2 separate regions of the Homo sapiens genome follow, and region 2 is linked to region 1. A link is an interaction called in ENCODE POLR2A ChIA-PET data of the cell type or tissue named here. Cell type or tissue: CD4-positive, alpha-beta T cell. All regions are shown on one strand.

Region 1 (5,000 bases):
TCTGTTGCCCAGGCTGGAGTGCAGTGGCGCGATCTCAGCTCACTGCAAGCTCTGCCTCCTGGGTTCACACCATTCTCCTGCCTCAGCCTCCCGAGTAGCTGGGACGATAGGCACCCGCCACCACGCCCAGCTAATTTTGTTTTTGTATTTTTAGTAGAGACAGGGTTTCACTGTGTTAGCCAGGCTGGTCTCGATCTCCTGACCTCAGGTGATCCACCTGCCTTGGCCTCCCAAAGTGCTGGGATTATAGGCATGAGCCACTGCGCCCGGCCCTAATTTTTGTATTTTTAGTAGAGGTGAGGTTTCGCCATGTTGGCCAGGCTGGTCTCGAACTCCTGACCTCAGGTGATCCACCAGCCTTGGCCTCCCAAAGTGCTAGGGTTATAGGCGTGAGCCACCGCCCCCGGCCCTTTTTTTGATTTTTAATCAACATTATTGAAAGGTATAATTTATATACCATGATATTTTAAATGCACAAGTTCTCACACAAAAATTAGCCAGGGGTGGTGGCGAAGTGCTATATTCCCAGCTGCTGGGGAGCTGAGGTGCGAGGATCACTTGAGTCTGGGAGATCAAGGCTGCAGTGAGCTGTGAACGTGCCACTGCATTCCAGCCTAGGTGACAGAGCAAGACCCTGTCACAAAAAACAAACAAAAACAGTTATTCTTCCTTGGGAACTGCTTATAAAAAAGAAAAAGCAGGTCAGCACTGTGGCTCACACCTGTAATCCCAGCACTTTGGGCGGCCCAGGCAGGCAGATCCTTGAGCTCAGGAGTTCAAGGCCAGCCTAGCCAACGTGGTGAAACTCCATCTCTACTAAAAATACAAACATTATCTGGGCGTGGTGGCGTGTGCCTGTAATCCCAGCTACTTGGGAGGCTGAGGCAGGAGAACCGCTTGAATCCAGGAAGCAGAGGTTGCAGTGAGCCAAGACCCGGCCACTGCACTCCAGCCTGGGTGATATCTGTAAATAATGGTTCCATGAGTTTAGAAATACAAAGTAGCATGACTTAACAAATTTACACATCTATGTAACCAGGTCCCAATCAAGATACAGAATAATTCTATCACCCAGGAAGTTCTCTTGTGTCTGGACCAAACATCCTTCTCCACAGGTAAGCTCTGTTAGTTTTTATCAGCATAGATTTTATTTGTCCTATTCTTGAATCTCATATAAATAGATTATACATTATGTATTTGGTGGTCCTTCAACATAATGGCCAGGTGTGGTGGCTCATGCCTGTAATCCCAACACTTTGAGAGGCCAAGGCAGGAGGATCTCTGGAGTTAGCAGGAGATCAAAAGCAGCCTGAGCAATATAATGAAGACTTCCGTCTCTGCAAAAAGTTTAAAAACTAGCCAGGAGTGGTGGTGCGGGCCTGTGGGCCCAGCTACCTGGGAGGCTGAGGTGGGAGGTCAAGGGTGCAGTGAGCCGAGATCACACCACTGCATTCCAGCCTGGGCGACACAATGAGACCCTGACTCAAAAAAGAAACGAAAAAACGCATTGTGTGTTGTGTTTATTGGATGGTGGAATTATGGGGTTTACGGGTCTTCTGTTGCGTTTTGGTTTTTGTTTTCTTACCTGTTATCGCGTTCCTAACAGTAGAAATTGGCATCATATAGTATTCTCATGGAACTTTCCTTTGTTCAAAGCCCTACAGTTCAGAGACTTACACATTTAATGTGAGATATGACAGGCTTAAAAAGAAACGTTGGGGGCCGGGCGCGGTGGCTCACGCCTGTAATCCCAACACTTTGGGAGGCTGAGGCGGGAGGATCACAAGGTCAGCAGTTCGAGATCAGCCTGGCCAACATGGTGAAACCCCATCTCTACTAAAAATACAAAAATTAGCCGGGCGTGGTGGCGGGCACCTGTAATCCCAGCTACTCGGGAGGCTGAGGTAGAATAGCTTGAACACGGAGGCGGAGGTTGCAGTGAGTCGAGATCCCGCCACGGCACTCCAGCCTGGGACAGAGCGAGACTCCGTCTCGAAAAAAAATAATAAAATAAATAATAAAATAAATAAAATAAAATAAACGTTGGCTTATTTCAGTGTGAAGTAAGGCAATAAACGGAGGGCTAACAGTTCCACTTCGTAGAGCTCAGACATTTTAAGAAGCGAGGAGGCCGCGTCCTGGAAGGGTGAGCAAAAAGCGCGAGGTTTGCGCACGAAGGGAAAGGCGAGGCCCGAGGAGAGACCTGGCGCCGCGCAGAATGATGATGTCGCACGCTGGGTGGGAACTGACGTCACCTGTGCTCACCGCCGCTTCCGGTCCGCGTGAGGTGCATTCTCGCGCCGGTGGCGAGGTTAGGGCCCGCGTTGCGACGTGGTGCAGCGCATATTTTCACAAGTGGGTCTCCCTTGTCCGGGACTATGGCCACCGACTCGTGGGCCCTGGCGGTGGACGAGCAGGAAGCGGCTGTCAAGTCGGTCAGTAGCTCAGCTCCTGGCGAGGAGGACGTAGCAGGGGCCCAAGCGAAACCTCCCAAAAGCACAGGGAGCTCCCCGGGTTGGGGAGGCCCCTGGGCAACGCGCTCCTGCAGTTTGCTAGGGCAGTCACTTGCCCTTGATTTGCTCTTAGAGCTAAAGAGACCAATGTCGAGCTTTTTATCTCCATCTGGGCTGGTTAAGGACTTCATCCTTTGGTAAATCCGCCCCACTATGCATGCTGTCATTCCTCTATTGACCTCCTCGGTGACGATTATAAGGAAAGCCAAGTTTAGATTCTGATTCTCTTTTTCATTACGCGACTGTTCTTCGCATGTTTCTGTACTACTCTGTATTTAACATTTCTTAGATCCATGCTTAACGTGGTTGGTAGTTTGTAGCTCTTTGCAGAATAACAGATTGACTTTTGGATTTAATACCTCAATCTACTGCAGATGTTGGAAGGAGGCACTACAAATTGTTTCATTGATGTGTAAAGTAACGGTTTCATGTACTTGTTCTTTCAGTAATGAATATTCATTCAACTGGAATGTAATTACAGCATACACTGTGGCTTTCTGTTCTTATATCTAAGACCTAAACTTTAGGTTTGTTTAGTGATAATGGACTGTCTTTTTTTTTGTTGTAGTTGTTTCTCTTTTGAGGCAGAGTTTTGCTCTTGTTGCCCAGGCTGGAGTGCAATGGCGCCATCTCGGCTCACCGCAACCTCCGCCTCCCGGGTTCAAGCGATTCTCCTGCCTCAGTCTCCCGAGTAGCTGGGATTACAGGCATGCGCCACCACGCCCGGCTAATTTTGTATTTTTTGTAGAGACGGGGTTTCTCCATGTTGGTCAGGCTGGTCTCGAACTCCCGACCTCAAGTGATCCGCCCACCTCGGCCTCCCAAAGTGCTGGGATTACAGCCGTGAGTCACCGCGCCCAGCCGGTATGGGGATTTTTGAGAGGGCTATTGACAGAATTAGACAAGGCTGGCAAGGATTTATTGAACTACAGAGAACAGAATATGTTAGAAGTGATGGCTAATAGAAATATCAGTGTAGAAGTTATTCTGATAGCCCCGAGATAGAGGGCCTATGTTGGGCAGTGGAAGTGAAAATTAAGGGATGGGTATAAGATATGAAGGTAGAATGGGTAGGACTTGCTAACATAATAAAGGAGAGAAGGGAGATAAAGCCAAAGGTTTCTGTTTTCAACCTGGATCCTATTGGTACTACTAACGTCCCAATAACAGGAATAGGAAAGTGGGAGGAAGGGCAGATTTGATAGAATGGTGAAGGCAGCCGGGCATGATGGCACCCACCTGTGATCCCAGCACTTTGGGAGGCCGAGGCGGGCAGATCACTCGAGGTCAAGAGTTTGATACCAGCCTGGCCAACATAGTGAAACCCTGTCTCTACTAAAAATACAAAAGTTAGCCAGGCGTGGTAGTCGTCCCCTGTTAATACCAGCTACTCAGGAGGCTGAGGCATGAGAATTGCTTGAACCTGGGAGGTGGAGGTTGCAGTGAGCCAAAATTACGCCACTGCACTCCAGCCTGGGCTACTGAGTGAGACTCTGTCTCAAAAAAAAAAAAAAAAAAAAAAAGAGGTGAAGGCTGGGCACAGTGGCTCACACCTGTAATCCTAGCACTTTGGGAAACTGAGACAGGCAGATCAGTTGAACCCAGGAGTTCAAGACCAGTGTGGGCAACATGGCGAAACCCCATTTCTACAAAAATACAAAAAAAATTAGCTGGGCGGGGTGGTGGTACACTCCTGTAGTCCCAGTTACTCAGGATGCTGAGGTGGGAGGATCACCTGAGCCTAGGGAGGTTGAGGCTGCAGTGAGCTGTGATCACACCACTGCACTCCAGCATGGGTGACGGTGAGACCCTGTTTCAAAAAAAGAAAAAAGGGAATGGTGAGTTCAGGTTTGGCTGTTCTGAATTTAAAATAAGGAAACATCTTGGTAAGTACCTGTTGTGGGAGTCCCCAAGAGATGCCAGGTTTGACGATTTGTTAGGAGAACTCACAGGCTCAGTATGTAGTTGTACTCACAACTATGATTTATTATAGTGAAAAGATACAAAGCAAAATTAGTGGAGGAAAAAGGCTCATGGGCTAAGTCCAGAGGAAACCAGGCAAACTTCCAAGTTATCTCCCAATGGAGTCCACAGAGTGTGCTTCATTCTTCCGGTAGCAAATTGTAACAGCACATATGAAGTGGTGTCAGGGAAGCTTGTTAGAGACTCTACTTGAGGCTTTTATTGGGGGGCTGTCATATAGTCACCCTGTGCCTAGCATGTACCAGAATTCCAGACTTCCAGAAGGAATGCAGGTGGTTAGCATAAATTACATGCAACTGTTTTTAAAAAGAGTTGAGGCAGACTGACCCCCTCTTATCAGTTCTAGGAATGATGGGAACCTTCCCAAAGTCCAAGTTCGCAGGTGACAGCCAAGGGCCAGCCTTGCAAATAGGCTTTCCTAAGGAGAGCGGTCAGGCCTGCTGTGTTCTCTTCTGCCCGGTAGCCATCAGACATTTGGAAATACAGCACTGGAGTTCAGGAGAA
Region 2 (5,000 bases), 92 kb after region 1:
TAATCCCAGCACTTTGGGAGGCCAAGGCGGGCGGATCACCTGAGGTCAGGAGTTCGAAACCAGTCTGGCAAACATGGTGAAACCCCGTCTCTACTAAAAATACAAAAAGTAGCGGGGTGTCGTGGCGTATGCCTGTAATCCTAGGTTCCTGTCACCCCAGGAAGGGGTGGCCAACAAGGCCGAGACAAGAGAATTGCTTGAACCCTGGAGGCAGAGGCTGCAGTGAGCCGAGATCATGCCACTGCACTCCAGCCTGGGCAACAGAGTGAGACTTCGTCTCAAAAAAAGAAAAAAAAAAAAAAAAAGACTTCGCATCTGCTTGGATTAATCTCTCAAGAAATTGTGATGACCCCAAACCAGTGGTTCTCAAAGTGTTAGCCCTAGGGAGCTGGAGAGAGATGCAAAATATAGGCTCCACCAAGATTAAACCATAAAACTCTGGAGTCCCCTCACACACACACAATCTGTGCCTTAACCAGCTCTCCAGGAGACTATGACTCTCAGTCAAATGTGAAGAATCCTTCCCTAAACCTGTAACCATGAGACCTTCCGCTGTAATTCATTTACTGAACACCCACTAGGTGCTAAGGACCAAGCCAGGTGGTGGTATTTCAGAAAATGAGGACACATTTGAAGAGCATCCACAGTCTAATGAGAGCCAAAATGAAGTATACAAATATGGCCAAAATAAGGCAGGATGTGGTATAGGACAACGCAAAATAATCCATTTCCCACCCCTCTCCCCAGGCCCTACCCCTCAGGTCTTCTTTTGCCATGAAAAGACATGGAAAAACCAAGCCTCCCCAAATCCCCAATCCTGGTATTGCAGACTCCTTAATCCCAGGTGCCTTCTCGAGAAGAGTGGTCCTTACCCTGAGGCTTGGCCGGAGTAGAAATGCTCCCCTGAGGCCATAGCCAGTGGCTCTCAGAAGCTTGGCTTTATCTGGGATTTGCACTCCAAAAGTTCCCAGGAGCCATCAGCGTGCCACAGCACATCACAACAATGCGCTCCCAGGCAGGGTCACTCCCACAGGCCCCTGCCAGACTTGCAAGCAAGGGTGCAGAGGCAGACATAAACACCCACACAGACAGTTGGCCCCCTGGCCTCCCTTCCTCCATTCTCAAGTTACAAGGTTAAAAGCATCCAATTCACAGCCAAGGGGGAGGGCTGGGAAGGGGGTTGCTGAAGCAGTGAACCATCTGGTTCAGATCAAGATTGCTCCTTCAGGAACCCACATAACTCCTAGAGCCTCCTGTCCCTCCTTTCCTCCACCCAACCCACTGGGAAACTGGGGATTGGGGTAGAATGGATGACTATCCCCCTCTGCCCCCCCCGCAAAAAAAAAAAAATCTGAAGAGGACAAAACAAAAAACCTGAATAATACAGGCAAATCTGTGCCACCTCTCTGAGCCCTCGTTCCCTCTAAATCCTGAGTCCCACGACTAAACTTGAGATCACCGCCCACATACTCTGTGCCTTCCTCCACAGAGAGATCAGGGCAGCCAGCAGGCATCCCTCCCTGAAAGGGCAACCCCTCCAAAGTTAGCAGCAGAAGCAAGATGAAGCTTAGGGGTGTGGTCTCCCAGACTCCTCTTATGCCACCATCTCTCTAAAAACCAGCGATACCTTCCACCTGAGAAGGGCTTCAGAGCCCACCAGGCAAGGAAGGGGTGGCCAACCAGCTTCCAAACATCCGTCCCAAAGACGAGGCGGGAGTGTGTTACTGGCCAGAGGTCCCAGAGTGCCCTGTACTCCCCCGGAGGCTTTGACTGAAAAGAGGCCCCAGGTCCCTGCCTGCCCCCAGCACCTCTCTAGCCCCTTTCTCCAACACCACCTTTGACTCAATCCTCCGCTCCTTTACGCAGCTGTAAAGCAAGAGGGAAGATGGGAGACGGGAGATGGATGCAGTTGGCAAAAGATAAATCGAAAGGCTAACTTGAGCAAGCAAGCAATTGGTGCTGACTCCTCTACAGGCAGAGGGAACCCGGAGTGGGTTATGCGAAGGAGGGAAGGCCAACAGGAGCGGCAGGAAGCTAAGGGGAGACTCAAGTGAGCTCAGCCCAGAGCTGTAGCAGGGGGTGGGAAGTTTGGTCCAGTCACAGGGGAATGACTGGGGGTAAGAAATGACTTCCATTCCAAGGCAGAGAAGGAACAGGAGAGAGGAGAGACGAGGTTCAGACCAGCCTCCACGGGACTGGCGCTTTGGCCAAGTTTCTGGCTTCAGCCGTGCCTCAGTTTCCCCAAAGTAGGAAGGTCGAGCCGTGAGAACTGGGCCACTGAGGATGGTTAGGGGGCAGTGCCAGGTAGGGGAAAGATCACAGGGGAGAGAGGAAAGAGGAGCTGATGGGGCAGACAGGCTCTGGCCAAGAGTGGGGCCGGGGTCTCCCAGGTGGAGCAGAGGCCGGGAGACCCAGGGTTAGCGGTACGAACTAGGGAGTGGACTGGAAGTCGGGACCAGGGCAGAGAGCTCTTCCGAGGGCTGGGGCTGGGGCTGGGGTTGGGGTTGGGGGCTGCCGGCAAAGGAGCGGAGCGGGAGCCCTGGGAGGCTGGGAGCGGCTGGACGTGCAAAGCAGAAGGCGGGGATCCGGAATGAGGCCAACGCGCGCGGACCCCCGCCCACACGAGGGAGCCCGGCGCCCCGACCCGGGGGAAGTTGCCGGGCTGGAACGGGCCGGTCTGGGCCGCTGGGCCGCGCCAGCTGCCCGCGCAGGGGAGGTCTGGGCAGCCGGGGGCCCGGGGCGCTCTGCATCCCGCCCGCCCTCATCCCACCCGCGCACCTCAGTCAGCGCCCGGCGCCGCGCGGGCCATGCTCGCCGCTCCGGCCGCCGCCGCCGCCCGCGCAGAAAGCCGTCGCCGCCGCCGCCGCCGCCGCCGCCGTCGTCCGGACCCGTTAGCTCGCAGCTCTCTCGTCCGCCCGCCGTGGGCTAGTCCCGCCCTTGCCTGGCCCAACCCTCCCCGAGCGCCGCCGCCGCCGCCGCCTCAGCCCGGCCCCTCCCCCCACCCCTGCCCGGCTTGAAGGGAAGGGTGGGGGACAGGGGCGACTGCCCCCACCCCATTCACATCCTCCCCGTCTCTCCCTCCCTCCGCCCCCCGCACGCGCGCCGGCATGCTGGGATATGGAGTCCAGCGGGCGCTGGGTCGCTAGGGGCGCCCCGCATCCAGGACTACATCTCCCAGAAGACAGCGCGCGCATCCCAGGGATTGTGGGCTTTGTAGTTTCGCTAGGGCTCAGGGGGTCCGCCGTGCAGGAGGGGAGACGGAGGGGGATGGGAAGTCTTCATTCTCAGAAGGCCGGGCTCCAGCGGCTGGAGCAGACGGCCCCGAGCCGGGTTGGATACGTGGGTTCCTAGGGAGGTGCACACTAGCCGAGGACGCCTCTCAGATGCTGCTGTGGCCAGCTGCTGACGAGCCCGGCCGGAGGGCACTGTTCCCACTCGCGCTCTCAAAGAGCCGCGACCTGAGGCCAGCTTGGCTTCACGCCCGGGCTCTGAAAGCCCGAGCTGCGGTGGGGCCGCTGCGCCCTGGCCTGAGGGGAGAGAGACCCCATCAGCGGTGCGAGCGGGGGTTTGGCCTCGCTGGACTTTGTGTTCCCCACCTAGGAAAAGAGGAAAAGGGGGCAGAGTGTCTATTGGTTCCTCATCCACCGGGGCATCTCCCCCTTGCAGGCTCTCTCTTAGATGCCCGTAGCTTCCTGCTGTTGAGGGTAAAGTGAATGCATTTTAAATATTTGCCATGTCTTTTATTAGCCCATCCTTTCCCTAACTTCCGCACCTATTTCAAAACCTTTATGAAACTCCAGGTAGACTGCAGTTTCGCCCTCCAACAGGCTGAAGTGAGGCTGAAGTGGTTCTGAATTTTTGGTGTGTATGGGATCCTCTTGGCCAGCTTGTTTAAACGCAGATTGCTGCCCCCACCCTCAGCTTCTGGTTCTTTTAGCTCTAGGGCAGGCCCCAGAATTGGCATTGCTACCCCGTCTCCAGGTGTTGCTCATGCTGCCGGTTACTACCTTGATAACCTGATAACCTCTGCTGTTGGTGTTTGCTGCTAACACACCGGTATCCTCTTTCAAGGATGGCCCTTGTGTGGGATAATTAATAATGGCCCTGAAGAGCCAAACCCGGAAAGGCAGGGTCCCAGTCTAGTCCCCTTTAGCACAGGAACGCTCTTTGTTTTTGCTCAAGGTCTCACTGTCGCCCAGGCTGGAGTGCAGTGATGTCATCACGACCCCAGCACTTTGGGAGGCTGAGGCAGGTGGATCACATGAGGCCAGGAGTTAAGACCAGCCTGACCAACATGGCAAAACCCTGTCTCTACCAAAAATGCAAAAATTAGCTGGGTGTGGTAGTGCGTGCCTGTAATCCCAGCTACTTGGGAGGCTGAGGCACGAGAATTGCTTGAATCTGGGAGTTGGAGGTTACAGTGAGCTGAGATCATGCCATTGCACTCCAGCCTGGGCAACAGAGTGAGACTCTGTCTTAAACAAAAAAGGGCCAGGCGTGGTGGCTCACACCTGTAATCCCAGCACTTTGGGAGGCTGAGGCAGGTGGATCATGAGGTCAGGAGTTCAAGACCAGCCTGGCCAAGATGGTGAAACTCCGTCTCTACTAAAAATATAAAAATTAGCCGGGCATGGTGGCAGGCGCCTGTAATCCCAGCTACTCAGGAGGCTGAGGCAGGAGAATCACTTGAATCCGGGGGGATGGAGGTTTCAGTGAGCCAACGTCGCGCCACTGCACTCCAGCCTGGCCGGCAGAGCAAGACTCCGTCTCAAAAACAAACAAACAAACAAACAAACAAACAAAACACCGGCAGACTCTCAACACAAGTGATTTTACCCACCCTCCTCCCTCCACATTAAAAGGCTTCTACAGAGGCGGGTCACAGTGGCTCACGCCTGTAATCGCAGCACTTTAGGAGGCCTAGGCATGTAGATTGTCTGAGCTTAGGAGTTTGAGACCAGCCTAGGCAACGTGGAAAAACCCTGTCTCTCTTTATAAAA

What was found. ChIA-PET counts read pairs that join two places held together with the same protein. Peaks named below come from ENCODE experiments on the same cell type or tissue, not always from the same donor. Only the 100,000 strongest peaks of a DNase experiment are listed, where the experiment ranks them.
Region 2: POLR2A ChIA-PET joins it to region 1 with 16 read pairs; 13 of 35 experiments call an interaction of 5 or more read pairs at or near these places.

The regions. Positions count from the first base shown.
Region 1 is chr16:70,344,614-70,349,613 of GRCh38, forward strand. DDX19A (DEAD-box helicase 19A) reads left to right here and starts at 2,290. Exons shown (of 12, transcript NM_018332.5): 1 at 2,290-2,435. The coding sequence starts at 2,379. DDX19A-DT (DDX19A divergent transcript) reads right to left here and starts at 2,134. Exons shown (of 5, transcript NR_039997.1): 1 at 1,586-2,134. RefSeq lists enhancers at 1,290-1,908, 1,909-2,526, 2,045-2,534. In CD4-positive, alpha-beta T cell, no CTCF peak of the experiment used is centred here; a DNase peak (open chromatin) is centred at 2,218; H3K4me3 peaks cover 1,817 bases; H3K27ac peaks cover 2,645 bases.
Region 2 is chr16:70,436,171-70,441,170 of GRCh38, forward strand. It overlaps ST3GAL2 (ST3 beta-galactoside alpha-2,3-sialyltransferase 2), which reads right to left and starts at 2,930. Exons shown (of 7, transcript NM_006927.4): 1 at 2,779-2,930. RefSeq lists an enhancer at 882-1,061 and silencers at 2,602-2,801, 2,902-3,081. In CD4-positive, alpha-beta T cell, no CTCF peak of the experiment used is centred here; DNase peaks (open chromatin) are centred at 2,061 and 3,081; H3K4me3 peaks cover 2,375 bases.